Linked DNA regions of Homo sapiens: all the other regions are linked to region 3. The links are chromatin loops, found by intact Hi-C in ENCODE. Cell type or tissue: PC-3. All regions are shown on one strand.

Evidence for each region. A loop is a pair of places that touch in the nucleus more often than their neighbours do. Peaks named below come from ENCODE experiments on the same cell type or tissue, not always from the same donor. Only the 100,000 strongest peaks of a DNase experiment are listed, where the experiment ranks them.
Region 1: a loop joins it to region 3, with 16 times the contacts of the local background. A loop is called at or near these places in 40 of 110 quality-filtered maps.
Region 2: it touches region 3 in a loop (3-fold over the local background); 3 of 110 quality-filtered maps call a loop at or near these places.
Region 4: a loop joins it to region 3, with 6 times the contacts of the local background. A loop is called at or near these places in 6 of 110 quality-filtered maps.

The regions. Positions count from the first base shown.
Region 1 is chr4:94,617,180-94,625,179 of GRCh38, forward strand. It overlaps PDLIM5 (PDZ and LIM domain 5), which reads left to right. Exons shown (of 13, transcript NM_006457.5): 8 at 825-1,012. Among named protein-coding and RNA genes, the nearest start is that of BMPR1B-DT, 140 kb to the right of the region's middle. In PC-3, a CTCF peak has its summit at 4,513 (motif pointing right); no DNase peak of the experiment used is centred here.
Region 2 is chr4:94,930,078-94,938,077 of GRCh38, forward strand. All of the region lies in intron 2 of BMPR1B (bone morphogenetic protein receptor type 1B), which reads left to right. Among named protein-coding and RNA genes, the nearest start is that of BMPR1B, 180 kb to the left of the region's middle. In PC-3, no CTCF peak of the experiment used is centred here; no DNase peak of the experiment used is centred here; H3K4me3 peaks cover 1,668 bases; H3K27ac peaks cover 1,925 bases.
Region 3 is chr4:95,092,538-95,100,537 of GRCh38, forward strand. The region is part of intron 3 of BMPR1B (bone morphogenetic protein receptor type 1B); the gene reads left to right. Among named protein-coding and RNA genes, the nearest start is that of BMPR1B, 340 kb to the left of the region's middle. In PC-3, a CTCF peak has its summit at 3,009 (motif pointing left); a DNase peak (open chromatin) is centred at 2,994; H3K4me3 peaks cover 2,120 bases; H3K27ac peaks cover 3,348 bases.
Region 4 is chr4:94,823,005-94,831,004 of GRCh38, forward strand. All of the region lies in intron 1 of BMPR1B (bone morphogenetic protein receptor type 1B), which reads left to right. Among named protein-coding and RNA genes, the nearest start is that of BMPR1B, 69 kb to the left of the region's middle. In PC-3, no CTCF peak of the experiment used is centred here; a DNase peak (open chromatin) is centred at 4,887; H3K4me3 peaks cover 776 bases; H3K27ac peaks cover 1,517 bases.

The DNA of each region.
Region 1 (8,000 bases), 480 kb before region 3:
TTGGGCTACCTAGAATTATTATTTTTTTTTTGGAAATGATGTTATATGTAGTTATAAATCACAAATGACTTGGTAATAAAGGCCATATGATCTTCAAAACCAAACTGGAACTAGCATAGATAAGACCTGCTGTTTAAACAGGTAACTCTTGGTTGAGAGAAGATAATGGCAGTCTTGTCTCTTTTTTCCCTTTATTATGAATGCATAACACTGGGTGTTCTGTTAGGCAAGGGTTGTTTCTTGTTTATTGTTTTGTGGCCAGTGCATAGCACAACCAACGTTTGGCATATAGTAGGTGCTTAAATATTTATGAATGAGTGAGTATGTGAGTAGAAGGAGTAACTGGGCTGGGAATGATGGCTCACACCTGTAATCCCAGTGCTTTCGGAAACTGAAGTGGGATGATTGCTTGAGGCCAGGAGTTCAAGACCAGCCTGAGGAGCATAGTGAGACCCCTGTGTCTACAAAAAAAAAAAAAAAAAAAAAGTAGAAGAAGAAAAAGAGTAACTGGTAAGGGCTGAGGTGTCAGGGAGACTTTTATCATTTAAAATGATTAACTGTGTAAATTTTCAGTAGCCTAATTTCTCATGGTAGACCTTTTAGAAAGAATTTTCAAAGTATGAAACAAATGCAATCTGACTCCTTTTTCTTTTTTTCAGTTTTAAAGAGAGGCAATCCCTCAGTCATGACTTCAAAGATTTTCTTTTCTAAAGAATTGATTAATCAATGGATTTTGATTGATTAATGGATTTTGAAAAGAAAGGATTATTGCTGAGTTACGTTGCTACCACTTCACCAAAGATGTTTCTTTATTTCCTTTACAGTAACTCTCAGGAGCCTTCTCCGCAGTTGGCTTCCTCGGTAGCTTCCACACGGAGCATGCCCGAGAGCCTGGACAGCCCAACCTCTGGCAGACCAGGGGTTACCAGCCTCACAGCTGCAGCTGCCTTCAAGCCTGTAGGATCCACTGGCGTCATCAAGTCACCAAGCTGGCAACGGCCAAACCAAGGAGGTAGCCCAGAGAAATCTCTTGCGTCTTGCTTTTCGTAATGAGTTTCATTATGAAAATGTGTTCTGGGATATATGGTAGAATTCACTGGTAAAACCCATTCTCAATAACCTAAGATTTAGAAAGGACTATCAGGATTAAACTATAGCTATTTTTCTCTCTGAGACATCTCATAAACATTCTTTGTGTGTATTTGATACAGTCGCATTTGCTATTCATAATTGTAGGATTGGGCATTTCCTTGTTTCCCAGAATAGGAAGCATGTGTTAAATTGTAAATTTGGGTCTTATTTAATAACAACTATATTGTTGGAAGGTTATCCTTGGAAATATAACATTTTAGTTTTGATGATATGTACAAATAACAACCACAGAAACATTTATTGCCATCAAACAATTACTGAAGAAAGCATCTTCCAATTCTTGTTCTTACAGTTTATGTAGCATAGGGGAAGAAGGACACAGTACTAGAAAGAGCATTTGAGCAGCAGGATGGAACTGCCTGGCCTCAGTTTGGAAACCTGAGTTCTCATTGACTTCTACAGATTAACAGCTTTAAATAAAGTCACATAACCTCTTTGACACCCTCAGTTTTCTGATCTGCAAAATGAAGAAAGACTAAATCATTTCCTATTTCTCCCAACATGAACAAAGTTTATGATTATGTAAAAAAAAGTACCCCTTTTAACAGGAAAATGGGACTGTACTTAAATGTTGCTAATCTCAGACTCAGCCTTCATCTCTTCTCACTCTTTATGCTCTCCCTGGGTGATCTCTCATCCAGGTTCCTTTCATTACTTAGTTATCGATAATTTACAGATCTTTCTCTCCAACTGAGTGATCTATTTGCCATCTCCTGGTGGCACCTCAAATCCAGTATGTCTGAAAATAACCATTTCCTATCTCTGGGAATTGCACATCCACTCAGTCACCAAAGCTAGAATGTAGACTTTTAGACCCCACGCCCCACATTCTCACAGTAACTAACATCTAATGGTTTTACTTTTTATTATTTCTCAAATTTCTTCTCTGTGTCATCAGAGCCATTGCTTTGATTCATGACCTCTTCATTACAAATGACTTCTAATTTCCCTGTCTCCTTTCCCCTCCTTCAGTCTGTCCCCCATACCTCCATACTACAGCAAGTGATCTTTCTTTTTTTTCTTTTTTTTTTTTCCACGGTGGCTCACGCCTGTAATCCCAGCACTTTGGGAGGCCGAGGCCGGCGGATCACGAGGTCAGGAGATCTAGACCATCCTGGGTAACACAGTGAAACCCTGTCTCTACTAAAAACACAAAAAATTATCCGGGCATGGTGGCGGGCGCCTGTAGTCCCAGCTACTTGGGAGACTGAGGCAGGAGAATGGCATGAACCCGGTAGGTGGAGCTTGCAGTGAGCCAAGATCACGCCACTGCACTCCAGCCTGGGCGACAGAGCGAGACTCCATCTCAAAAAAAAAAAGAGAGACAGGATCTCACTCTGTTGCCCAGTCTCCCAGGCTGAAGTGCAGTAGCACAATCATAGCTCACTGTAGCCTCAACCTCCAAGGTTCAAGTGATCATGCCACTTCAACTTCCCTAGTAGCTGGGAATTATTATTATTATTTTTTTTCTGGTAGAGGTGGAATATCACTATATTGCCCAGGCTGCCCTCGAACTCCTGAGCTTAAGCGATCCTCCCACCTTGTCTTCCCAAAGCATTGGGATTACAGGTGTGAGCTCTCATGCTTGGCCAGCAGCAAGTGATCTTTCTCAAACTCTGATTTGCTGCTTTACTCCTCTGCTGTGGATGCTTGACTATCCCACCCTTCCTTAACAAATCATTTAGGACCTTTTATACTTTGGCCCCTACTAACTTCTCAGCCTCATCTCCTGCTTCACCCAATTTATAATCTGTGCTTGGTTGCACTAAACCATCTTCAGTTTCCAAGACATGGCATACTACCATGCTTTTGAAAGTTCTTACCACTCTGTACAGAATGTACTTCTTCACCTAGCCCTCTAATTTCTAGTCGTTCTTCATCAGTTTTGAGATGAATGCTGATTGAGTACCCAAGGGGCCACTTTTCACAATGTGATAGCTTTAAGAATTGATCATAGCTGAGTGCGGTGGCTCCTGAGGATCACTTGAGCCCAGGAGTTTGAGATCAGCCTGGGCAGCATGGCAAAACCCCATCTCTACTAAAAATATAAAATATTAGCCAGACATGGTGGCACATGAGCCTGTAGTCCCAGATACTTGGGAGGCTGAGGTGGGAGCATCATCTGAGCTCAGGAAGTTGAGGCTACAGTGAGCTGTGATTGCACCACTACACTCCAGCCTGGGCAACAGGAGTGAGATACCTTGTCTCCAAAAAAAAAATGGTCACTCATTATTCTTTTAAGAATATTTTTGAGATTTGTAAGAGTGAATTTTTTAGTTAATTAAGTAGGAATCCATCTTTGTTTTTGTATTTTTCACAGTGTTTAAATATATTAGATACTAAATAAATTATTTATAAATTATTTTTAGAAAACGTTATTTATACAGTCTATTTTATAGTGGCATGTGTTAACATGTCACTAATTTTGCTAAGAAGCTAGAAGTGGCTGGGCACAGTGACTCACGCCTATAATCCCAGCACTTTGGGAGGCTGAGGCGGGCGGATCACGAGGTCAGGAGATCGAGACCATCCTGGAGATCAAGATCACCTGATGGGTAAAACCCTGTCTCTACTAAAAATAAAAGAAAAGTTAGCCAGGCGTGGTGGTGGGCACCTATAGTCCTAGCTACTCAGGAGGCTGAGGCAGGAGAATCACTTGAACCCAGGAGGCGAAGGTTGCAGTGAGCCAAGATGGTGCCACTACACTCCAGCCTGGGTGGCAGAGTGAGACTCTGTCTCAAAAAAAAAAAAAAAAAAAAAAAAAAAAGCTAGAAGTATTTCTATTGTGTTGGAAAGAGGACAGGCCATGGCATATGAGTTAGACTATTTTAGAGGAAAGACTTTCATTACTTCTAAAAACTTAAAACATTTAGTCTAATGTTATTAGTCTCTGAAATTTCTGGACTACTAAAAAACACTTAGTCTAATATTATTAGTCTCTGAAATTTCTGGACTATTAACTGACTTACCATGATCTATTCTTTTGGGGAAAAAATGCTAAGCTCAGCCCCATACATTTTTGAGTTATTTCTATTTATTTAAAGCCTATGTATGATGATGAAGATTTTCTGTAATTACTTTGTGCATTTGAATACAGAAAGTAATTTTCAGAAAAATGCTATTGGTATGGTAATTGGAAGCTAACAGGAGAATGTTTTGTAAAAAGCAACGAAAAGACTAAATTTCTGAGGTAGAAACCGAAGAGAAGGCACAAAGTATATGGACAGTGGAGGACAGAAAGTTTATATACGGCCTTTGGAAGTTCAGAAGTTTATGGTTAAAGTACTGCTCTGCCTTTTAAGTGGAAAGAAAAAGTTCATTTTTTTGAACTCTTGGCGAATATAGTACAGCAAAATTACCACAAGAGGGCGATGGAGTGCTTTCTCCAAGTCTAATGAAATTTGTGAGAATAATCAAAGTAGGCCAATATTAGCAATTATAATAATGAGTCACATGGTTAGTGTTTAAAACATTATGCTTTTTCTAGAAAATATAAATGAATTTTATATGAGCAAAACTACAATATAAAACATTATACATTATATAACATTATAAAACAAAATTATAAAAAGAATGTTTTCCTGTTGTGAAGTCACAGTTGAATTACATCATAATTCTTAGCTCAATTTTGAAAATATTTACTGAGTTCTTATTTATCTTGCTCCAGGTGCTATAAACAGGCATTTATTCAGTTATTACGTTGTGGCAAAGTTAACTTATTTTGTACTATTTTGGAAAATTTAAAAATAAAAACAAAATTCCCAGCCACTCAAATTCTTCTGCCCTACACAATGGTATACCATAGTTTAAAGACAATAACAACAACAAAATCATCTCAGAATGTACTCTTAGTCTTAGATAAATAGTTTCAAAAGCTTCCTGATGCAAATGAAAAAGTCTTTTGATTTAGAAGGTGATAGCGGATTCATCATGTGTTTATGCGTTCCTGTTTAAATTATGGATAGCAGCTTAGGTAAATTTAGTTCATTAGATACAAATGTATGTATAAAATATTACTATCTTACAAATGTAATGAAATGTTTTTCACAAATTCAGTCATAAAGTCATGAAGAGCCTTTCTGTGTTGGAACACATCAGTTTTCTAATTTTAGTTTAATCATATACAAAATGAGAATGAATAATTCATTAGAATATAAGCAATGCTTTGATAGATCTGGACCCGTTGTTCATTGAGCCAGTTTTCTGACTGGTGGTGGCCCCCCAAAATAGAAATGCCTGCCCTTTGCAGGTATGAATTTCAGAAGGTTAGCATTTTTGTGAGCCTTTTCCCTCTCTCCCTCCCTCCTTCCCTCCCTCTCTCCCTCCCTCCCTCCTTCTCACCTTTCCCTCCTTCCTTCCCTTCCTCCCTCACTCTGTCGCCCAGGCTGGAGTACAGTGGCACAATCTCGGCTCACTGCAACCTCCACCTCCCAGGTTCAAGTGATTCTCCTGCCTTAGCCTCCTGAGTAGCTGGGACTACAGGTGCCTGCCACCACACCCAGCTAATTTTTGTATTTTTAATAGAGACGGGGTTTCACCATGTTGGCCAGGATGGTCTCAATCTCCTGACCTCGTGACCCACCCACCCCGGCCTCCCAAAGTGCTGGGATTACAGGCATAAGCCACCACGCCCGGCCTCCATTTCTTTAACTATTAAAATAAAGACCTTAAAAGCTTCTCCTATAGCATTCTTGTGAAATCAAATGATATAACTAGGCTGCAGATACTTAGAGGATACTCAGAGGTTAACTTTCTATGCCTTTATTCCTTTTCTTGATGGCATTAATAACTTACATTGTTACTGTCCAAAAACTGGTTCTCATGTGATGTCCCTGCTTGAAAATGTTTGGGGCTGTCTGCTGCTGGTCAAAATGCTTAGCTTCTTAACAGAATTTTTGGTCCCCTTGCAATCTCAGGCCAACCTTCTTCTCCAGCTTCATTTTATAACACTGTTCCCTATAGTCCACTCACACTGAAGTTCATGAGTTCATATCATTCCTTGGCACACACTTTTCTGCTTTGTACAAGCTGCTCCTTTTATTTGAAATGCTTTTCCATCCCTTCTACTCCTGACAAACTTCTCTTTACCTTTTAAGACCAGCTTGTTCCCCCTTTGTGAAGCTTTCTTGAGCCCTCTTGTTACCTGTTCTTTTTCAATACTCCTACAAAATTTCAATAATGTCTTTGTTATAGCATTCATCCTGTTCATTTTAATTGTTTACATAGGTGTCTTTTACGACTGTTTTTAGATTCCTTTGAGGACAGGGACCAAGTCATACTGATCTGTTTTACAGCATCTAAACAATGCCTGGCACAGTTTATAGGCCCTCAGTAAATGTCCCCGAGAAAGTGAGTGGGTAGAGAAGTCAGTTGTCTTATTTAGGACATCATACGATCTGAAGGATGCAGAATTCATCTGCCAGGATATTGTTCTGTCCTCCTGCCAAACTTGAAATTCCCACAACAGTCATTGAAAAGGTGGGAGCACTGTCTGCCAAAGGCTGCTATTAGAAAATAAGCATGTTGCTAAGGAGAAGGGAGCTCCACTCTTCTTGAAGCATTTAACTCTCTTCAGAATTAAGATCGTGAACATGAGCAGTACCATAACTAGTAATACATTATTTATTTTTGGAAATTAAAAAATAATAACAGTTGTAAAGCCCCATGATAGGAATTTTTTTTTCTCAAAAGTATGAGGGCTAGGCACTGTGGCTCACACCTGTAATCCCAATAGTGTGGGAGTTAAGGCAGGAGGATTGCTGGAGGTCAGGGGTTTGAGACCAGCCTGGGCAACATAGCGGGACCCCCATCTCCACAAATTAAAAAAAAAAAAGAAGTTGGCTGGGCATGGTGGTGCACGCCTATGGTCCCAGCTGCTCGGGAGGCTGAGATGGGAAGATCTCTTGAGCCTGGGAGGCGGAGGTTGCAGTGAGCCAGGATTGTGCCACTGCACTCCAACCTGGGTGACAGAGCTAGACCCCCATCTAAAAAAAATGTGATAATTTACTGCATATAAGGAACCAAGCAGTGGAATGCAGAGGAAATATTAGGAATGTGGGATCGCCCATTTTGTCATTGTGGACAAATTAGCTCGGATGCAAAACACCAGTATATAATATAGAAATCATCAAAAAGGTGCAAAGAAGAGTCAAATCAAACTATGAGTCCCAGTTCAGAGGCATGGAGGTGTGGATCAGTGGAAAGGGAAGAAAAAGACTTAAAGTTCTGAGGATACAATCTTGAGGTAAAATATGTATTTGTTTATAGTGAAGTCCTATTTTATGCAGGAACAATATTTTAATGTTTGTGCCTAAAACAAAATAGCATGTAGTCAACGACCCTTGAACATTTTTAGGAAGAGGCCGATTTGGAGAGGGAGCAACATATGCAAAAACTGAGAGAATTTGGCTTCGGGTAGGAAAGACAAGTAGTTCAGTATGTTTAAGACTGTCTAGTGGCCCAGAGAGAAGGTTGGCTGCATTAATGGGGGTTTTGAATGTAAGAGTGTGGACTTGATGCTGAAAGGAAGCTATTAAAACATTTATAAGCCGGAAGTGGCAAAATCAGACTTGCATTATTAAAAGATTATTATAGCATTAATGTGTTTAAAAGATCATCATGACTTCATTGTAGAGATTAAGGTTGGAGACCTGGAGACCATTTAAGAAGTTATTCAGGTAATCCAATCTGGAGATAGATAATGAATATTGCCCTGGGCAGTGGCAGTGTTTTGGAGAGAATTCCCTGGGCAGGGTGACTGCAGGGTATTTACACTTTAACCTAACTGGGCTGCTGGTTTTAACCATTGCCCTCTCTGGGAACTTGACTCCCTATAGAGTACCTATGTA
Region 2 (8,000 bases), 160 kb before region 3:
GGATTACATCGTTTTTCACCGGAATCACCACAACTATCTCTTAACTGGTTTCCCTGCAGCCAGTTTTGCACCTTCTAGTCTGTTTTATATACACTCTGTTGTATATACAAAGTGACTTTTCCAAAATTCCTAAATGGATTCTCAGAATAAAGTGAAGAAACTTCAGTATAACATATGAGACCCTTGAATATATGGCATTGCTTAGATCTTCTGGTTGCATATGTCACCACACATTCCATGATTAGCTCCCAGTGGTCTTCAGAACCTAGCTGAAGCTTCCACTGTGGTTCAGATTGGCTGTTCCCTGGTATTTCAGGTGAGCTCTCTGTCACTTCTTTGTGCTCCTGTGACACAGTGTTGGACTCTAAGACACTGTATTGCAATCATTTGCTTTCTTATTCACTACACTTTTAGAATTTATGGGTAGGAACTGTGACTTTTTTCTGTGTATACTTAACTACTAATAAGGATTTAGTATAGGGCTAGTAGGTATACAATGGGAATGTTGAATGGATTAATGAATAACCAAACTAGGATGAATAAAACCTACAACCTACTTTCAAGGAACTCACTGCCTAGTGAGAAGTTTACAAGTACCAATACTTTTAAAAAGCCATCAACAGACAATTACAATATAGTGTGGAATGAGCTATTAAAACTCTTGTTTTCAAGTAGGAAGTAATTAAATGTTTATCTCAAGTGACTATCTCTTGAAGATATATCATAGAAATATGCAAAAATTTTCAAGGCATCCAACCATGTTTCTTTGAAATGAGGCCTTATTGTGACACTAAAAATATCCAGAGCACTTTACAAAACATTTTTATTGACTATTTAAAACTTTACCCCATCTTTTGTTTTGTCAGTTTTATGAGGACTAAGAAAAAAAAATAAGGCAGGATATATTAAGTTTCTGGACATCTCTTTGGCTGGCTAAGTGGCATGAGGACCATTGCTTAATTTTCTTTTCCTTTCTGAAACTACTATAACAGTTTCTACTATTGAATAGGGTTTTGCGTGATTCTGGCCTCTGACTTTATGCTTGGTAGCTAATTCACTTACAGCTAGCTATAAAAAATACAGTTTTCTCCTCCTCTATTGAAAATAATTTAGGAGGACAAATGCATTTTTAAAAACTTGGGCCTGTTATTTTTATGAACCCCTAGGATTTTTAAATCCTATTGTGACACAATTTTACTCATAATAATAGAGCAAAATATTGTCAAAAAATTTAGTGACTCCTTTAGACTTTTAAAGTTACAAATGTTATACACGTCGTGGACTTTTATGTTGCTGGAAATAATCAACATTGTGAATATTAACTCTGTGATTGAAAGGACAGGATCTTTTTAAGTGGTTTTCAAGTCATGTTCCTCAGGGCCCTAGAATTTCAGGGGTCATAGGGAGCTTTGGGGGAAGCTGAAGAGTAGGTGGGCAGGCTCTCAGTGAAGCTCTGCAGCCTCTGCCTGCAGCTTCTACTCTTCAATTATATCAGCTGCTTTTATCTGTTACCTACTGGAGTGTGTTTTGTTTTGTTTTCTTTTCCTTTTTTAGGATATCATATTTAGAGTGAAAATACTTTGAAAAAATTAAGAAAACCCGTGAAAATAGAAAGTGTTCAGATTTCGTTCCCTAACTGTCTTCACGTGTCACCTACAGTGATATCCTCAAAGACAGCAAGGGAGGGCTGCATGCTTAAAAATGCTGGGCAAGCAGAGTACCCTGTCTCATCTGTTTTCCATCAGAGCCGTTCAGTCACCATGTGGCGTTTCCATTGTCTGGTCAATAGAACCTGTGAACCAGGGCCTGACTAGGGTTGGTGGGGGAGTGTGAGGTGGAAATTTGGGGGATGGCGAGAAGCAGAAGTTTAATGATTCTTAAGAGCAAGGGAAAAGGTTGATGTTCTTTCCACTGTCATGGTGTTCGCATCACAATACTAAGGACTTTCATGCCAGGAAGCCAAAAAGTCAGGTCAGAATTTTATAGATTTTGGCCAAAGGCTGTTCCAAATAAAAAGTAAGTGTTTAAAGGTGCTGACCATTGCCCTAACTTCTTCTTCCATTCTTTTGGTTCCTTACTTTTCTCCCCTGCCCCAAATAGGGTTATCCCAAGTGCAAAATTCAAGTGACTGCCATAGTAACCACACAAATAGATCACAGAGGAGTTCCATTTACTTTAATGTCATGACAGTTGAAGAAAAACTACACATGGGGATACCTTTGGGTGACATAGATGATGATATAAAAAGGTATCTGTAAGTGATAGGCTGGAATGGACTTTGCCCATAAAATAATTTGGATCTTAAGAAACAGATATCACTATTCTTAGTTTAGGGAGTAACTGCATCTTTTGAAACACTTTAAAAAAGTTGGCAATGTTGATTCAAAATGCTATTTTAAAAAACTTGCAAAATGATATTTTTTTGGAGAAACTATAACTGTCAATTTGAAGGATGAGATTCTCTTTAGCAGAGCTTGTAAAAATATCCATTGCCATATGTGAAACAGGTTTAGGGCAGTTTGTCATAAATAAATGAGTTTGTCAAATACATACCCACATACACCCCTTTTTTGGCCTTAGAGGATGAATTCCAGAGCCATAAAAAAATTGGCATTTTACAACACATCACACAGATAAATAGACATTACATTAATATACATAATAATAAGAAACAGTAATTTAATAACAGGGATTAATTATGCCTGGAGGAAAGATAGTGTTGGAGGGTATCAGGATTTGCTGGACTTGGCTAGGTCTGACGGTTATATCAACTGTTTGATGAGAATATCACTCAGAAAGTTCTGATTCATCCTGTATTCTGTCAGGATCATCATCTTTGTTAATGACCTTACTTGACTCAAACTGCTATAGTAGCTACAATAGCTTCATTTCTAATTGTAAAAGTAATATGTGTGTATAGTAAGAATCGTGTTTTGTTCCACTACCCAAAGATAACCTCTGTCAGCATCTGGTGTATCTTTCTTTTTCTTTGAGTGTGCATATTATATATAAAAGATGTATATATAATGCTTTTTATATAATATTCGTATGTATTAGAATTAAGCTATTCATAAAGTTGTAAGCTGCATTTTTATTTCATTCATTTAACAATTCTTCATTGTTTGCCTGCCATAATCTAGGGATTTTATGTCCTATTAACTGTTCCTTGAAAACATGGCACTTAACGACTTCTTATTCCATTATATCATAGTTTATTTAACTTTTTCCTTATTGTTGTACATTTTCATTGTTTCAGTTTTTACTATTATACATAATATTAAATCATTATCTTTTGACCTCCTTAATACTTTAATATCTCAGTATTTCCGATTATTTCCTGAAGAAAAATTCTAAGAAATGTAGTTATGTTTGCATAATCCTCAATTTAATGGCATTGAGTCTGGGGGAAATGAGACAAACTCAAGCTTTTATAGAGCCCAGACAATAGGATTGTCTGGAGAAACTATAAGACATATCTACTGCAATTGTTTTTCAGTAATCCAGCATGCTGGATGGATTCTAAATGGCCTGGTGTTTAACATCACTTTAGTAAAGGTGTATCAGGGTTCTAACATAGTATGGTTGACCAATATGTAACAGATATTTGTTATGACAGACTGTCATTGTAAACTGAGTTATTCTTTATCCTGTTATTCATTTCTCATTACTGTTCTCAGAGATATTTGAGACAATCTCAACACCCAATTATTACGTGTAAAACAGTTGTTAGAGCCTAATCCTTTGCACACTTCTGGGTCAGTGATGCTGTAAAAACATTTCACTGTACCATGACCTCACTGAACAAAAGAAAACGAAAAGTTTAAGAGAAAAGAAAATGCCTACACAGTACATAGGTATTCCGTTGCGTTGTATGACAGTCAACAAACTTGGCTCTGTTGTATTTCCAACTATGTATGGTATGTGGTTGTTTTAGATACACCCTGCAGTAGCTGATGGCTCAAGGTGAACAATAACTGATAGTCTCTTTCTCTGTGCATATGTGCATGAGTGCACATGTGTTTGTTTTTGGAAATATGTGATTTGGTTCATTTCAGTTATTTGTAGCATCCACGAATATTTAGTCAAGTGTTCAATCTTCCCATGAAATACTTCAGAGATTCATCATATGAAATCATGGGCTTCTCTTTAGTGCTAAGTCATAGCAAACTATCATCTTTTTAAGGTTGATTTTGTAGAGTGTTAAATGCTATTTAAATTTCCCTTAGATAAGAAACCATTTATTTTTCTCCTAATCACTTGAAATAGCAAGAACTAATCAACTGGAGTTTTTCTCCTTTTTATGTATACACCAATCTACCGCTGACTCACGTGCATGTTTCTGCCTTTAGGTCAGTGGGAACTTTTCCCAGCTATGGTTTTTTTTTTTTTTTTTTCTCCTCCTTCATTCCTAATTTCTCTCAGGAACAAATGGCAGCATAGTTAAGCGTTAGAAACTTGTTGCCGAAGGTGCTAACCTAAACATCAGTGCCAGGATACGACTGAGACTTAATAGACTAATTAATTTGTCTACTGCACCCCTGACCTGGGAATTGCATACAATGGGCTATACTTATGGAACTGAGAGTCTGAGATCCAAAGTAGAGAAAATGCAACTTTTGTGTGCTTTCTGTATCAACATGGAATTAATAGTTTTTTCCCCCTGCAAAATAGGTTTTAAAAGTGGAATTTTATTCCATCATGTTTTTGGAAGCATGATACTTCAAGATTCTGTGTGCCTTTTTGTTTTTTTGTTTTAGTTTTCTTTTTTCATATTTTATAGTAGTACCAAATGAAACTTTCACATTATTTAATCCAAATATGAATATGCTGCTCACCTCCAGAGGATCCCAATTATTACAGAATACAAGTTTCTACTTTGTATATTTTAATATAATAGTGTGTAGTGTGTTTTCATAACTACACTAAGTCATAGAAAAAAAATATGAACTTGAAACTTGAATGACATTTTGAAACTGTTTGCATTATGAATTCCTAACTATGGTATTCATACTTCTTTCAGCAAGTAAATTAATTTTGTTTCCTCTTGTATTCCTTTTCTTGCTTCTCCATTTTAAAGACAGCTTAAATATGCTTCAAGGGCAGTTTGCATTTGACTTCCACTGAATTTATGGCACTAGATAGAAACTAAATTGAGTAAATCTCTTTCTATTAGCCTGTCAATTTATGGAATATATATGTCTCTGGATCTTGTGAACTCATGGAGGTACCAAATAAACCCCTATTACGATTTCATATAAAACAAAGTTTTAATATTTTGGTAATTTGTGAACTTGGAAGCACTCATTAGACCACCAAATATGTGTTGTGCACATGCCAGGCACCCTTCTAGGCACCGTTGATAAAGTGGTGAACAAGACGGGCATTTTCCATCCCTCCTACAGCTTGCCTTTCAGTAGTGGAAGTCACACTTAAAGTAAACACACAGAGTAATGAAAGAAAATCAAGACAAGGCTGATGGTTCTACAAAAAAATGAAACAGAGTAAAAGGACAGAGAGTGACTTGTATGTGTGTGAGGTGGTGTATTAGCAGAAATATTTAGGGCATGGCTTTCAGAGAGGTAATCTTAGAGCTGAGAACTAAATGGTGATATGGTAGCCTTTGGGTAGATGCTGATTTCATTCAGTTATTGCCAGCCACTTTACCTGAAAGAATATACAAGATTCATATTCATCTCAGTATAGGCAGAATGCCTGGGACATCATAGATGCTCAGAAAATGTTAGCGGGGAGAACAAAATAAAATATATATGGGCATATGATTTCAGGGGAAAATGCCTTATCTTTCTAAAGTTATGTTGCCTCTAACAGAGGAGTGAAAAGTTTAGATTTTGTGTGCATTTTTTTGTTGTTAGACTATAATGTAAGCCTTGGATTAATTTTTTTTCCTGTATTATTGTTATTTTTGTATTTTATAGGTTTCACAGTGGTAAAGTCAGTGGGTGTACTTGAAGTGATGTGCCTTGTATAAACGATAAAGTCAGAAAAGAGTGCTTCTATTGGAACATTTTGTGCTACAAATAGCAGCAGCATGTTTATCTGACCGTGGTATTCATGCTGTGGAGCTCTAAATCAAGTTGAATTTGCTATGATAGTATACCTCACAGAAATTAAATCATTAATGTTAAAGGAAAAATCATAAAATGATTTTTTATGCCAAGTTATACAGAGGCAGTTTGCCATATGTCTAACCAAAGGTGTAAGACCAGTAATTTGAATTTCGTGGGACAGACAGGAGCAACTAGAGAAGGGAAGAAGTCAAATGGTGTAGTGGCCAAATAGGATGAGTGACTGTAGACTATTTACTGCTTTCAAATGAATTTTTGTACCCATTGTCGAAAGAAAGCCTGATGAACAGGTATGTTTGCAGCTTCTTTGCTTTGACAGGTTTTTTGTTGTTGTTGTTGTTGGGGGTGAGGGGAGTGGGCTGCAAGGGAGATGGAATTTATTTATTTTTGAACACGTAGTGTTTGAAAGACATTGGGAGATTATTGGATAGATAAAGAGTTTCCAGTGTAGGCTTTAAAATATTTATCTTGATCTGTTTCTTCTTGTTGATACTTTGAGAACTACAGTTTTAAAGATAGAAAAAATATTTAGTTTATTTCCAAACTAAGAATGGGTTTGCCTTTCAGTAGAGCTTTATGTTAAATGTTGATGTTGCTCAGTCCTTCCCTTGGCTCTCTTCTCTTCTCACTCCATTTGTTTTCATCTGTACTTAGGCTTGAAATTAGCACAGTTCTCTTCTCTGTGTCCCTTAGCGCAGATCCTCACTGTTTCTCAGACTCTAAAATAGTTTGTTAACATCTGTTCATTTTTTTCCCCTTCCAAACTGTCTACCATTTCATCAGCAGAATGGATATCCGAGCCTATCACTGTCTCTGCAGTGACCCCCAGTGCCTCCAGGACTGGAGGAATGTGTCTTGTGGCATGTAGCGTCCTCCAGCTTCATTAAGTCCTTGCTGCCATTCTAGCCTTGTTACTTGTCACCACCCTTTCTATACCTGTACTTACAGCCTATGCATTTTTTATAGTCCCTCATTGTACTGGCCTGCTCACTCATTCATCATTTTGTTTGCACTTGCTGTTCTCTGTTAGTTGAATGCCATTCCTACCTCTTCTCTTGATTGGGAATTTTTTATCCTTCACGATTCTATTTAAATGACCTGTATCTTTTTTCTGTGATGTTTTCCCTGGCAGAGTTAGGCACTTCCTCTGTCTTCCCGTATTAATGCCTTGAATACATCTCCATTTTGATTCTCAGTATACCCCTTAAAATGTTTGTTTACATGGCTTTCTCACATCCACAAACCCTTTATGGACAGACACTGCCTTCTGTTTTTCTCTTAATCCTCATCCCTCAGCACATTAACAGGTAGGGATTTAATTGTCATGCATTGAATAAATAAACTGACTCCTGCTCTACGTGTTTAGCACCCTGCTATTCATAGTGGAAAAAAATTAAAAGAATATGATTTTGTTCCTTATTCTGTTTAGGGTTGAGATTTTATCTGACGGGCAAGACTTAAATACATGAAATAATGACAGACTACAACATATTGCAGAATATACAAATGGATTTTTGTTTTTTAAATTTTATGTATATGTATAAACACACACACAGACACACACACACACACACAGACACACACAATCCATACACACTGCAGGAGAGGGAAGGGCAATTCTTAAGTTTCAGTTATCGGATAGCAATCATAAACTAGGTAAGAGCTTAGTTGGGATAGTGAGGGAGTGAGATTGGAAGTGGCACTATGGTTTGAGCCATGACAAAGTAGTGGCTATGGGATAAATGAGTCCTCATATGCTTATTTTACCTATCTTATTTTCAGTAAATCCTAGATATTTCATATAGGTTTAGTGTAAAGGCAGATGTTGATCATTTTAATTTGTAAAGCACCAAAAATAAAATCAAGGAAAATAGAACACTGAATGAAAGTTGAGGTATGCATTGTGCTGATTCT
Region 3 (8,000 bases):
AATAGTGTTTAGCTTGAAATATATATACTATATTTTATACCTCAAATATTTAAATATTTGAACTAGCAATATATTTGAATATTTTAAAGTCAGTAATAGCTAAGGTTACCTTTAACAGTTTTCCTATTAGAGGGTATGGTAAGGATTAGGAGCAGAGAGGTTCTAAATGTTTTCCAGGTTTTTTCTTTGGGGAAAAAGAATAGCACAAACACGGTGATTTGGTTTCTGGTTTGTCTGACTTCATTGTCACTTCCCTTTACATATATGCATCTATAAAATAGTTTTATACACTAGGCTGTCTTGGGAGTGCTTTGCAAAGCTGCAGAGTAATTTTTGGTGTGGAGGCAAGTTGAACATCTACTTTGATTAGCTTCGGAACTCTGTGAAGCAGAGCATTCATAGAAACTGCTGAATAAAACCATAGCTCCTGGCTTGGAAATCTGCCAAGTTCTAGTTGACTCTGACATTATTGTCAAAGAGACCACGGTTCAGTTTCTTTTCTAACAATGTGGAGCTGAATTGACACATTAAATATTTTAAAATACAAAGTCATTTTTAATTTTTAATCATTCTATCGGCTGAGATTATGCTATTTTGTGACAGTGGCTTCAGTTTGATGTTGCATATTTTTAAATCATGGTTACTTGCTTGTCAAGTTAATTTTGTTCTTATATTGTTGCTTTTATTAAAAATACTTATAAACAAGTTGTGTTTTAGAGATTTTTCAAAGGTTTTTAATTTATATAAACATTTTGATTGAGTTTCTCTAAATTCAAAAGCAGAGTAAAACCTAAGGGAAAGGCTAGCTATTGTTTTAAATTTAAAGAGTGTAATTATGATGTCCAAAGAATTTTTATTACTATCATAATTACTATTCCTGCTGAGGTTTATAATTCTATGTCTGCTGAGGTTTATAATTCTATGTCAATTACCTGGAAAACAAATGAATATAAATGTTTGTGTTGTCTGTTGACTTGTATGTCATATTTACTCTTCTTATGATTTTTTTATGTCATAGTCTGGTGTTGTCTGTTGACTTGTATGTCATATTTACTCTTCTTATGTTTTTTTATGTCATAGTCTGGTATCACATAAAATGTTTGAGTGATTGAAGCTTTTATAGGTCTCTTGGCAGGGTTTTTCTGATGTGAAAATGTTGAAAACATGATTATCCATCATAACCCGGGTGATGTGTAATGTCGATGTGTGAGTATGGTGAAAAGAGAAACAATGTCAGTGAATAGAAACACTCACAAATATTTTATGAAGCCCTGGTTTCTAGAAAGAGCCAGCAGTTATATTTAAAATTAGTGTGTCTCTTAACCTACTCATTAGTGTTGACCATGAGTGGCTGAAATTAAAAACTGGCAATATCCCTGGTTTTGGTGGTTATGGTTTCCATAAAAGATACTGGTTGATTACTGCCACACACAAAGTAATCTTCCCTCTTATGCACTCCTGTCTAGGACTTAATTTGGCAATTATGTGGCATTGTGACATCTCTTTTATTGTTTTCCTATATGTATTTCGGCTTTCCATATGTAGTTGATTTGTCTCACAGTGTTCCACGTGTAGCTGATTTGTCTTACAAGCAAGATTGTTATTTTATTGAGGACACCGTCAAGTACTCTGGGTCATTGTGTTATGTAAATGGATTTAATGATTATTTGCTAAATGAATCAATGTACCAAGAGATGAAAGAAAATAAGAATATTTTAGTCATCCTTGAACAAACTTTCAGTATGTTTCTTAAGCTGAAAACCTTATATTTTTATAGACTCTTTGCTCACCGTGATTAATCTAGAAAGGAAGGAAAAGTAAAAGGCAGTAAAATGAAGCAAAAGAAAGAGGAATTGAGGAAGAGGAGAGCCAGGAAGGGGAAAAGATAATAGGGGAGAAAAGGAAAGGAAGACAAATAGAAACGGGAGATAAAGGAGTAGGGAAAAGGAAGAGAAAACTGAATAATAGTAAGAGTCAGCAGCACATAAAACAACAATTTATTATTATTGACAATTACTATGTGCAAAGAACCATAGTTGATGCTTTATGTGGATTTCTCCTCCACCCCACTGCAACCAGTGAGTACTGCTACTCTCCACGTCTTCTATAAGGAAGTTAGTTAAGTCACTTGCTAAGCCATTTAAGTAGCTGAGCTCGAGTTTGAACCCATTTGTCTATTTTACCCTACATCGTCATCAAGTCTAGCTCCACTGCTCAGTGACCATACCTGATATTGCTTTGTCATCTGACATTTCACTCCTGCATAGCATGTCCAGAAATTTAGCACCAACATCTTCCCTTATCTTTTATCTGATTTCTGTCTGTTGAAGGAGAAAGATTCCTGTGTAGGTAACATCACAGTTAATATTAGAAAATCTGTTCTTTCCCTACATATGATTTTGCTCTGGTATTTTTTAATAAAAATTGTATTTATATTTTGTTACTTTCCAGAAAAGTTTAGGCATATGTCCCAACTTTTTATTAATTATTTAGTGTATATATATATAATTTTTTTTTCCTAAATTTTTTGCTGCAAAGAGCATAGAAAATGATTTATTTGAAAGTACTTTAGTATAAGGAAAAATGGTTAGGTGATGAAAATGAAACTCAGGCCTTTAGAGTTGAAAAATTTAGACAGTGAATTGAGTTAAATGATTCAAGGTTTAAGTGTTGAAAATAAAAATTAGCGATTAAACTATCTGATGTCACAAAGTTATTTTAAAAATTAATATTGTTTTAAAGCTCTAATCAGAGTTTTATTCCTGTGTGAAATAGACTCTTAAAAAAACTGTGAGTATTTAAACTAGTTTTGGTTAAGAAAGAAAATGGGCATTGATTTGCATTATTTGTTATCATAACGGTACAAATAGCTGTAGGATGGGTCATTCCCAAAGTTGTTGCTAGCCAGTTCAGTACTTTAAAATTTTTCTTCCACTAACCTCTTTACCCTGGACATTTAAAGTGCAAACTTGTGTAATATGAATTTCAATTTCTCTTCTTGCCCCTGCCTGCCCTCTGGTGTAGAAGGTGAAGAACAGTGATGAGAATCAACATTTGGTTAAGTTTTGTGATATTCAAAGAGTTTAAAAATGAAAAAGATAAAGGAAGATAGATTATTAGTAGACCTTGTATGACACAAAATGATTATATGTCACTTTTTAATGAATTTTAAAGTCTCATATCCATTTCTAAGTGCATTACATATTGAATTTAATATTACTTGAATTTTCTCTACTGTTCATACAGATTTTTCTCTCTGCATTTAAATGTGGCAGTGGATTTTGATACCCTTTTGACTATGACATAAAACAGTCCTTTATATCACAAATTAAAAATTTTTTATTTATGATATTTTTGAACTCATAAGAATATTACTAAAACTAAATACAGTTAAAACACACTTTAGGATGTAATGGATTAATTTTGAAGATAAAATTTAATTTTTGTAACATTGTACTCTTGATATGTAATAGTATGAAATTTTTTTTACATTTTACTTTTGTTCTGCATTTTGTTTTTTCTGCAAAAATCACGTATATGAGTATATAATAATATAAAATAATATAGAAATATTTTTAAAATAAGGAACTGATTAAGTTATATACATTAAAGAAGTTATTTTACAGTGTTTATATGAGGCTTCCAGCTCATTATTGTCCACTGTTTTCAATTAAATACTTTAAAGAAATTATAACTCTACCTTATTTCCTACTACAAGAGATTCCATAGAAAACATGTACATAGCTAAAAACATGTATATAACTGCAATATATTTTCCAGAAAAGATATTCAGGATATTCAAGAAAAATAACTTCCTTTTTAGTCCTTGTAATTGAATGGAAGTCACAATATTGCATTCTGATAGTTAGGTAATTTCATGAAATTTGATTGATTTGCCTGAAAAATCTGTAAATCTATTTCTAAAGAAATATTCTTAATATTCTATTTTTGTATTATTCCTTATAAGAATCATAAGGAATATAATTTAGTCGTGATTCAGTAACACACAAACATCCTGTGAAAATAATTCTATTGTTTATTTGCACGCCAAAAATCCAACGATCCTCTGAAAAATGAGAACCAATTTTAGAGTGGCTTCCAAAAGCCTTACTTTTTATTATCATGATAATTTAGTTAGTAAACTAAACTATATATATAACTATATAATTATATAGAGGCATATATAACTATATATAGTTATATATAACTATATATAGTTATATATAACTATGTATAGTTATATATAACTATATATCTATATATAGAATATATAAATATAAATATATTTATATTTATATATAAATATATAGGTATATAAATATATAACTATAGTTATATATATATTTAATTTAAACATATATATTCAATTAAATTTAAATATATATTAAATCAAATTAAATATATGTAACTAAAGTTATATAACTTTATTATATATAGTTATATAGTTTAATATATAGTATATGATATAAATTGTATATTATATATAGTTTATATAATATAGTTATATACATAACTGTATATAGTTATATATTTACATATAGTTATATATATTTACATATAGTTATATATAAAACTATAATTTATATATTAATTTATATATAACTAATATATATGTAACTATACGTCACAAGCTAAGTGAACCACACATGTGTAGTGTCTGGATTTACACTGTTTTAAAGATCAGTTATTAGAGAAAGAGGGAAGAAGAGAGAAGAGAGGGGAGGGAGGGACAAAGGAATAAAAGAAAAAAATGGCAAAATGGAATGGGCTCTTAACGAGTGACTTATTTGATATAGTATTTATTCCTGAGAAATTTCCTGAAAGGGTAATTTTTCTCTGTTTTTTTCTTTATATTTTCTGTCAGGTTTATTCATGATTCTGTTTTTAAATATTTATTGAAAGCCTATAATTATTTAAAATGCATTTGGGAAGAAATAATCAATTTTGTTGACATTTGCTTTACAATTAACTAGAAACTATTCACTATTTGACTTTCTTTCTTTCTTTCTTTTTTTTGTTGAGACAGAGTCTCGATCTGTCGCCAGGCTGGAGTGCAGTGGTGTGATCTCAGCTCACTGCAACCTCCACCTCCTGGGTTCAAGTGATTCTCCTGCCTCAGCCTCCCAAGTAGCTGGGACTACAGGCATGTGCCACCATGCCCAGCTAATTTTTGTATTTTTAGTAGAGACAGGGTCTCACCATGTTGGCCAGGATGGTCTCCATCTCTTGACCTCATGATCCGACCTCCTCAACCTCCTAAAGTGCTGGGATTACAAGTGTAAGCCACCGCGCCCAGCCTGACTTTCTTTGGTGAAAAACTTTTTTGTAGATTTTACTCTATTGATTTAGTAAACAGAATGTACTAAATTACATTTAATTTTTTTAATGGTTAGATACCTTCCAGTTGTTTTCAAGGGTTATCATTTTTTATAAAACTAAAACAAAATCAAGTAAAATGAGGATTTCATTAATAAATATTTATATGAGTCAACTAAATGTATCTTTTATCTCTTTTGATGGCTGCCTAGTATATTAGGATACTAATATAATAAAATGTGAGAAAGTACATTCTTATATGTTATTTTAATCAGATATCTGATATTTGGGATATATCTTCATTATTGCTAATCCACTGGATGTTTGTTAGTCATCTTGATGTTTACATTTATTATGAATACATGTCATTTGTCTTTTCTTCTATTTATTATTTCAGCATCATAATTACCAGGCAAATTCATATTTTCATAAAATGATTATTTCTATATATGCATGTAATTACCTTTTTAATGTCATAGCTGATATGTTCTGTCTTGTTTATGATCCAGAATGCCTGACTTGTGTCTGTGAGGCTGGATTTTGTACAACTTCAGTATGACTTGATATTAAAGTGATCCTTGTATAAATACCTTTGCATAATTATAAAGTTAGATAAAACAGTGCAGTTTCTCATTGGCCCTTTTCTCAAATGTGGAGTACACATGAAGATCTTTTTTTTTGTGGCTTTTATTTTTACTTATTTATTTATTTTTATTATACTTTAAGTTTTAGGGTACATGTGCATCTTACCATCTTTCTTTTTCATGGTTTTCTTAGCGTTTAAGGTGAGTCTCCCCAGGTTCATTCTGCTGCTGCTTCTCTTCCGCCTTGCCTTATATCTGTTAACTTACACATTATCAAGTATTTATTTATTTATTTTTGAGACAGAGTCTCATTCTGTCACCCAGGCTGGAGTGCAGTGGCGCGATCTGGGCTCACTGCAAGCTCCACCTCCCAGGTTCACACCATTCTCCTGCCTCAGACTCCCGAGTAGCTGGGACTACAGGTGCCCGCTACCATGCCCGACTAATTTTTTGTATTTTTAGTAGAGACGTGGTTTCACCGTGTTAGCCAGGATGGTCTGCATCCCCTGACCTCGTGATCTGCCTGCCTCAGCCTCCCAAAGCGCTGGGATTACAGGCATTAGCCACCGCACCCGGCCATCAATTATTTTAAAGTTATCAGGTGATTGGAAATATTGTGACTTGTGCAGATTGTAGATTATAGAATGTAGATTTACCAACAATTTAAGCACACGTGTAAACATAACACATGAAAACATGGTGAGCCATCAGTGGATTTAGTGTTAACTACCAAGCCGTAGTCATTGATCCAGAGGGGAATACCATCATGAAGATTAGCTAGAGAAGTTCCTTCTTGGCTCGATTCTCTTTTGGTGTCCCATTCCTTCATTGTTCATTGATGTGCTTTATTCCACATCAGGATATGTGACTAATTACTTCCTTATATTGAATGGACAAGGAATTTGTAAATGCATTTAAATAGCTCCAACTATTATCTGTCCTAATTTGCTACTCCATAGATCCATGCAGATATAGAAACAGGAATGTAGAAAGAGGAATTATGGCCCCTTTGAAAGTAGATTGTAAAAATTTGATAATATAAAATTCAGTATTCCCTGACAGAGATAATCACATTTTTCTAAAAGATGCAGGATTTTCATGTATTTCATCAGTGCTTATATGGTGATGTGAATCCTTCTATACATCTCTCTCTGTTTCACGCGCGCACACGCACACACACGCACACACACGTTACAGTAGGTTTGCTTTTACATAGTTGAAAGAGATTTATTTATTATTTTTTAACAAACATCCTCCCAAATTCTCCTTTCCGCGTAGCAACTACACCTATACCTCTTTTCGTTGTTTTGGCATTTTCATCTGTATCTCTAAATAAATAACTGTACTACTCTTTCTTTATTATTCAATTTTAGGCATTACCTTTGACTTTCCACTATCAAAGATGAGGATTTAGTTATTTTTTCTCATCCCTGCTCCTACTACATACGTACATATTCCCATCTCTCGTCTGTATAAGAGTTTAAATATTTGGTTACTTAGTCCCCTGTGTTCTCATTACAAATGCGTTTCCAAACTCCCAGTTTAAATTTAAAATACATAAGTCGTTTTATTAATTTCAACATCTTAGAGTTCTCTCTTCCAACATCTTTTGACCTGCCTTCAATGAGGCCTGCTTGCTCCTGAAGTCCTATGCAATGTCTCATCTTATTATCCACATTTAGCATTATCTTGGAGGTAAGCTTCGTCTTCTCTTGGGATGGATCTACCATTAGCAGGTACCTATTCCATCTTTTTTCTTGTTTATACCTTCATTTGGAAGGAATATCTCCTCCAATAACTTTCTGAGAAAGATACATGGGAGGTAAATTTTTGAGACTCAGAAAATATTAAAATGCTTTTTTTCCCCTGCCCTCACTCTTAATTTGCCCAGGTATTTATTTCTGATTTGGAAAATTTTTCCCTCAGACTTTTGAAGGCATTGTTCTATTTTATTCTAGTTTCTAGTTTTTCTCAACAAAGTTCAATGCCATACTTATTTTTTATGTCTTTTCTCTTTCTCTCCCTCACTTTTCCTCTCTATAAAAAAAATTAGGGTGTCTGTTTGTCTACAGTGTTACAAAATTTTACAGTGATGTGGTG
Region 4 (8,000 bases), 270 kb before region 3:
TAATGTCAAAAAATAAATTTTTTCAAGTTAACTTTTGGTATCTATGCTTGGCAAACATTTCCACAGGCAGCCACTGTATCCTACACTATAAGCTTTCCTGTTAACCAGAAACTCTTTTAATTGCTTAGTTGAAATATATTGAAATCATTTGTTAATGAGCTTGAGGTGCTCTTTCTCACTTCATATTCTAAATTAACCTCACCAAAGAGTGACAGAAGGTGTAAAAGAGTTCTGAGATAAAACTGCTTTCCAAAATTTTGGTTAAAGCTAGAATGGAAGTGGGCAGAGAAGGGCTCCTTTGCTTTTGAGGGGTCAGTGGGAGAACGGATGTGGTAGAAAGTTAGCTTGGTTCACTACCATGCTTCTCTCCTGGTGGGCTGCCACATTTCTGTGGGTGGATATGTATGAGTTATGAGAAAAGGCTGGGGGCAAAGCTGGTGTTCGGATCTATGTTTTGGGGAGCTGTGCCCTCATTTTGGAGGAGCCAGTGTCTGGAAAGTGATTCTGAGAGACAACTAGCAGAGGAGAAGGAATTAATGGTCACAGTTTATGAAGAAAAAGAACCAGGATTGCATACTAAGCCCTCTACTGCACACACAGCCTAACCTCTCTATAAGGCAAAGATGTAACCATACATATATTTACCAGGGCTGTTTTCTGACTGAGATATGGAATAGAGAAAAGGTTAGATATGCCTGTCTGAGCAGCCTACAGATTGAAGAATAGTTTTTAGTATCCTTTTGGTTTTTTTTTTTTTATTTGAGATGGAGTCTCGCTCTGTCGCCCAGGCTGCAGTGCAGTGGCATGATTTTGGCTCACTGCAAGCTCCGTCTCCTTGGTTCACACCACTCTCCTGCCTCAGCCTCCCAAGTAGCTGGGACTACAGGTGCCTGCCACCACGCCTGGCTAATTTTTGTATTTTTAGTAGAGACGGGGTTTCACCGTGTTAGCCAGGATGGTCTCAATCTCCTGACCTTGCGATCCACCCGCCTTGGCCTCCCAAAGTGCTGGGATTACAGGCATGAGCCACCGTGCCCAGCCACTATCCTTTTAGTTTTTAGAGTTTAAAGCCTTATTTGGTGTTTAAATTTCTTTCAGAATTATAATGAAGTAAAATGAAATGTTTAATTGATCTAATTCAAGCATTTAAAGATACTAACATTTTTGTCTGAGTTTTGATGCACGAATTTACCACTTAATTCTAATTAGCCTGATCATTGCCAGCACTTTCCCATGCATCCATTCAGGAGGAAGCTAAGGAAACCTTCCCCACCGTAACTTTTTCCTTCTCCATGAATTCACCTGTTAATCAGATGCTTCTTTGTGCTGGTACACAGTTCTGTGGTAGCACTTATTATATGGTTCTTGTCTCTTCAGTGTCTCATTTATTTACTGCACTGTGAGCATGTGAACAGAGCAAGTATCTTAATCACTTATGGAGCTTCCAAACTTGAACCACTTCATGGTTTAGCCCCAAATGCAGACACTAAGGTAGTGTATCCTTATGCTATTTGAACTGATCTGTTTTTAAACATTCTGGTTATTTTCTAAAAAGCTCATTTGAATAAAGAAATTATAAAATGAGAACTCATTTTTACTGTCTATATGACATTTAGAGAATTAATTTTGTCTGAGAGAATGAAAACATTTACTTGTGAAATAAGGCAAATAAGAATTTTATTTAAAAGATTTGATTCACACAGAAAAATTTCTGTTTAATTGATCTTGGGGAAAAATGGGGAAAATTTGGTATGCTTTTGAGTAAAAACGTTTTTATATTGGGTAAATTTTTATTTTATAAAATAAAAATGTAATGAAAGTTATATATAGTGTTCAAATTATTGTCTAGTTTTTGTGTTTTACAAAATTGTAGTTACTGAAATTTGTAACATGGACTCCTTGATCAGTTAACTAATTTAAATGGACATTTTGTTACATTGGTGCATTAGGTAGAACAATGTTGGATGCAAACAGAAAATTTCAATACAAGCTTACTTGAAAAAGAAGGACGTTTAGAATCTCTTTTAAGTGGATGTTCATGTAGTTTTGATGCCAGAGGTGATTGATACAGACTAGAAGCTCAATAATGTCATTCCAGACTCATGTTAAGTGTTCTTTTTGTGGATGGGAGTTCATCGCTAGTCTCTGACATTCTGTGGTGGCCCCATCCTCTGGCTGTTAGCAGCAGATACCACTTTCAGCTATAAGAATAGTACTACTGGGTGTGGTAGCTCATGCCTGTAATCCCAGCTACTCAGGAGGCTGAGGCAGGAGGATCTATTGAGCCCAGGAGTTTGAGACCAGCCTGGGCAAGAAAGTGAGAGGTCATCTTTACGAAAAATTTTTAAAAATTAGCTGAGCAGTGTGGCATATACCTGTAGTCCCAGCTACTCAGGAGGCAGAGGTGAGAGGATCCCTTGAGCCCAGGAATTCAAGGCTGCAGTGAGCTATTATCATGCCACTGCACTGCAGTCTGGGTGATAGAGTGAGACCCTGTCTCAAAAGTAAAAACAAAACAAAACAAAACAAAATAGTACCATCTTTTTTTTTAAGATGGGAAAAAACCTTTCCCAGAAATCTTGTGGCAGACTTGCCTTCTCATTGGCAAGAATTGGGACCCTTTGATTTTCCTAAACCACCATTGACAAAATACATGGGTGACAGTGCCTGGTTGCAATAGTTCTGGGGAGTAAAACAGAGTACTATTGTAATGGGTAAATCCAGACTGCCTTTATACAAATATCAAAATGCTTTGCAGAATGTGGAAAGAAAATGGATTGCATTGCAGTCTATTTTTCTGAATGGAAATAGTTTTATTAATATAAGAAAATAAAAACAAATTTTATAAGTACACATTACATTTGTAGAGAATTAAAAATACCACAACAAAGGATATTTTTTCTGTTTTTCTAAACTTTGGAGCCAGGCATATGGTAACATTTCTTTTTTATTTTAGGCTTTTGCATTACAGATATTACTTTTTCCCCAGTGCCATTGGTTATTGGAACAGGATCTAAAGGTTTATTTTTATTTGTGGAAAAAAAAATTTTAAAATCATTTCCTCAAAAATATTAATTCATATTTTTATTTGTTTATTTGATAAGGGCCAGTCAATAGATAAATTGACAGAATGGTACTTAATGTAGAATTAGATTTTCAAAGATAATGTGAAGCATAAGTGAAACATTAGTTCTTAAATAGGGACTGCCTAGAGATCTTACTTGAGCCTTCGGCTGTGGTCTTTCGGTAGAGTTGATAACTGGTGAAGAATATTAAGGTTCAGAAAAGGTCTCGGGGATATTGCAGATGTTATTTCTCTGTCAAATGTAGTCATTTGCACACCTGCAGCACTGGGGTCTTCTTTCACCATGTTTTAAAGCTCACTCGGGCTGGACTGCTTCCAGGTTCACTTCCTGCTCCCTTTGTTCTCTTTTGCACTGTGCTTTTCTGCTGTGTCCCTGCTCTCACTTGTTTAAGTCATTTTCAGAGGAGAATTTGTTCTTGCAGATTTTAGATTTTCTTATAAAAAATGTGGAATCGTTGAAATTCCTTTTACAAGACTTTTTTTTTTATTCAATTACTTTACCATTTTTAAGGTAGGGAGAATCTCAGGAATACCAAGCAAAGAGGAACATCTGGAATGTTCTATACATTAATAAAAATGGAAACATGCATAATTGCTACCCTGCTAAAGTCCCTGTTATTAGTAATTTAGGAAACATTTTATTCTGCTTACCCAAAAGGAAAGGTAAATATATGCTTATAATATTAAATTGTTGAAACTGAAATCAATAGTTTTATATTAGTCGTATCGATTTCAGTGAAAAACCCTACCTTTCCAAGAGAAACAGTTTTGCCAATAAAATGTAGGAATTAAAATATAGTAACTTTGCCAAACAGATGTAAATTCTTTAATTAAAATAATTTATTTGAGTAAAACTTGCAGCATAATACTACTTTCAAATGATATAATTACAAAAATAAGCCAAAAATACTGAATTCTAAAAAATCTGTAGGTTTTTAAGGAAGTAATTTTCCTAATATGAAATATAATCTAATTTGGCTCATTAGGGGAATACTGTTTCCAAAATGGCATTTTATGTAATAAGCGTTCCCTTTTCCTCATTCCTCATCCCCCTCTGTGTCTCTCTGGTTGAGTTAGTTGAGGCTTCAATAGCAAAAGCACTTCCTTTTGCAAGTTTAGAGTTTTAAGCAGTAGTTCCTCTGTCTTTGACTTGAGACAGTATGATTATGTTATATAAAGTTCGTAATGCCTTTTGAAAATCTCTTTAATAAATAACCCTTTGAAAATAAAGTGTATATATACTTTGTTTATAAAAAGTGTATATAAACTTTATTTCTGTTTCTCAAATATGTTTCTCAAATATATGTATATAAAGTGTATATAAACTTTATATATTTCTCAAATATATTATTTATGGTTTTGTGCTGTTTGCACATTACTGCCTCTTGATACAGGTTCAACAAATAAGTATGGAATATCTCTAGTTTGGCAGACACTGAGTTAGGCATGTGAGCAGACAAAAATGTCTTTCCTTAGAGAGCTTACTTTAAAAAATTCTATTAAATATTCACTGATGCCTTTGTTCAGCATTTTTCCCTTCTTTTTCTTCTCCTAATGATTCATTCTTGCTGTTTTTGTGGCAGCCAGCAGTGCCTAGCTTCCCATGTAGCAGTATTTGAAAGTATCTGTCTATCCTATGATGTGAAAGATTTTAAATATTTATTTATTTTCACATGCAGTTTTTGTGATTAAAAGGGAGGAGAAAGAGAAAAGTTGTCAGATAAAATCAACGGGATGAGTATAAAAGTTTTCATCGAAGCAGCACAGTGTCATGGAGAGATGACTGGAATGTGAGTCAAAAGACATGTCATCACCTAGTTCCATAATTGGTGACTCACTTGCTTTTCCTTTTCTCAGTTAACCAACTCATGCTAACACAGAGAGAAAAATGCCTGCCATATCAGTTTCACACAAGGTGTTTGTAAACAGCAGATAAGGTCACGTGTGAGAAAATGTTTTCACTTGAATATACGTAAAGTGTTTCATTCCATTGCCTTACACATTTTATTCGTAAATGTGAACAAATAAAGGTGAATTTGTGGCTTTCATTAATTCAAATTTAAAATAGTGTTAAATTATACCTAGTTTCTAATTAATAGGATTAATAACTAAAACATTGTGTGATCTTGATATTTACCTCACACCCAGAACTATAAAAAGTAGCATTGCAAGAAATGAGATACATGATTGAGTGAACAGTGCCTGATCTGAAGTTGAGATGCTTTTATTTTATTTGGACAGGAATCATACATGGTAATAATTTGGGTTATTTCCAATAACAGAATTTTTTCTGCTGAAATATATTTTAAAGAAAACACTTTTAAAGAGTCCAATGTAGATTTTTCCACAGTGTATTCTACAGAGCATATTAAGATGTTAATTACCGCTCTTTGATTACAGGATTCCAGGGTCAAATAATTTTGTTTGATAAACAGTATAAAACATATTAATTTACTGCAGAACTTTCAGGGCTTCCAGTATGTGAATGTGTATACTGAAATGTTAAGAGGGCATATAGAATATGCAGCATTTTCCAGAATTATTTGAGAATGGATATTTTTTTTCCCTTAGAGAACATCTATTAACAAGCACCCTTGGACTCTCATCCTCAAAGTGAGGTCCCAGCACTATGAGCATCACCATCAATCTGGACCCCACCCCAAACCTATTGAATTAGATCTGATGGTAGGGCCTAGATGTCTGTGTTTTAACAAGCCTTCCAGATGATTCTGATACATGTGAGAACCACTGCACTAGGGTTTCCTGGAACATAGTTTAAAAAATAAAGAGCTAATCATTTAAAAATATGTATGCTTTTAAAAGAAGGCCCTTCTATTCTGAGTAGTGATATTTAGGTGTCAAGTTTTTATGCTTAGGGTGTGTGTGTGAGAGAAGTCATTAAAAAAAAAAAAAGATAATGCATTCTTGCCAAGTAGAAAATAGGTGTGGTATAATGAAAAAGGTGTTGAAAGTTTATGATTCATGATTTAGTAAAAGTAGAGCTGGATTAACTGTAGATTAAATATCTGACCTCACATACCACACCCTGACTGTACCTTAAGTTTATGCTTCTGTGAGTTAAAGAAGTGCAAGTAGAATTCCTGAGGAATTTAGTTTTCACAGGGAGGCGTGCTTTTATCCTTTTCTTTAAGCTTTCTCTCTCAATTTATTCCAATAGGGCATAATTTCTTTATGATGTTGCTCTTAGGAAATTCTTTCAACAATGATTTTATTTTCCTTTTTTTTTTTTTTTTGGGACACTGCAGCTTCGACCTCCTGAGCTAACAGATCCTCCCACCTCAGCCTCCTGAGTAGCTGGGATTACAGGCACACGCCACTATGCCTGGATGATTTTTGTAGAAACAGGGTTTTGCTACATTGCCCTGACTGGTCTTGAACTCCTGGGCTCAAGCGATCTTGTCACCTCAGCCTCCCAAGGTGCCAGGATTATAGGCATGAGCCATGGCACCTGGCCTTCAACAGTTATTTATTGGGTCCTTAGTAGGGGCTTCATGGGCACTGTGCTAGGTGCTGGATGCACACCGGTAGATAAAAGGAGCACAGTGCTGATCCTCACAGAATTAAGAGTGCATAGAAATGGAGAGGAAAGGAAACAGCCTTTCCTAAAGAATGAAGTGCTCTAGTAAGGAAGTCCAAGGTGCTAAGGGAAAAGGAGGGATGATACCTGTTATAATCCCCAAGGTCAGGATTATGTGACATGAGAGATGTAGTTTATTATATTTTACAGTGATTGGCTTGAAAAATAGTGCAGAAGATTTGTAACGCATTTCTAAATTTGGGAAGGATAAACAGTAGCTTGGAAGCTTCTCTTTGAGCAGTAGGCAGTTTTATTTAGATAAAATTCAGTGCATCTATCTTTTGTAGGAAGAGTTTGAGAAAAAATAATTATTCTGAATTTAAAAATATTAGAAATGAGACTTATTATGTAAGTATATGACATGGAGTTTTCATGATAGTTATCAGCTAGTTCTGATAAGTAATATATTTAGGTCATCATAGAAAGTATGTTTATATTAAATAACTCTTGCATATGTTTGTTACAGTAAATTTTCTTAGAGATAAATAATAAACTATTTTTTGGACAGCTTCAAAAGGGAAAATTCAAAATTTAGAAAAAACATTAGAAATGTTAATATGGGATATTTTTGACTTAAGACATTCAGAAAAGTTAATGTTTTAACACGATATGTGATTATAGAATTCTATTCATATATGTGTTCACATTTATACACTTTGCTATACTTTGTATTTATAAATATAATTCTGTTAGATAAATAAGTGATTCATATTTTGTCAAAACTATTTTAAAATTTCAATATTTAAAATATTTTTGAATCACTGGTTTTCGTTAAGTGGCATCATAGATGAGATTTGATTCCATGTAGCATATAATTTTAGATTGTTCCTCTCTCACCCCTTTTAAACTCCTTCAAGCATTGCTATTACTGGGGTTGCCTTTGGGAAAACTTACTTCTAGATACTACCATATATCTGAAATAGTAGAGGTGGATGTTAATAAAATTCATAAAATAATCATGTATTACTTTTTTTGATTTACCACTGGAAGGAAATACAGTCATGTGCAATATAATGACGTTTTGGTCATTGAGACCCACATGTGTGACAGTGGTCCCATAAGGATGTTGCTGAAAAATTCCTGTTGCTGCCTAGTGACACTGTAGCCATCGTAACGCCATAGCACGACACGTTACTCACCTGTTCATGGTGATGCTGGTGTAAACAAACCTGTGCTGCCAATCATACAAAAGTATAGCACAATGACAATTATGTACAGTTTATCATAATTCTTGATAATAAATGACTATGTTACAGGTTTATGTATTGATTCCACTTTTTGTCATTATTTTGGAATGTACTCCTACTAATTATAAAA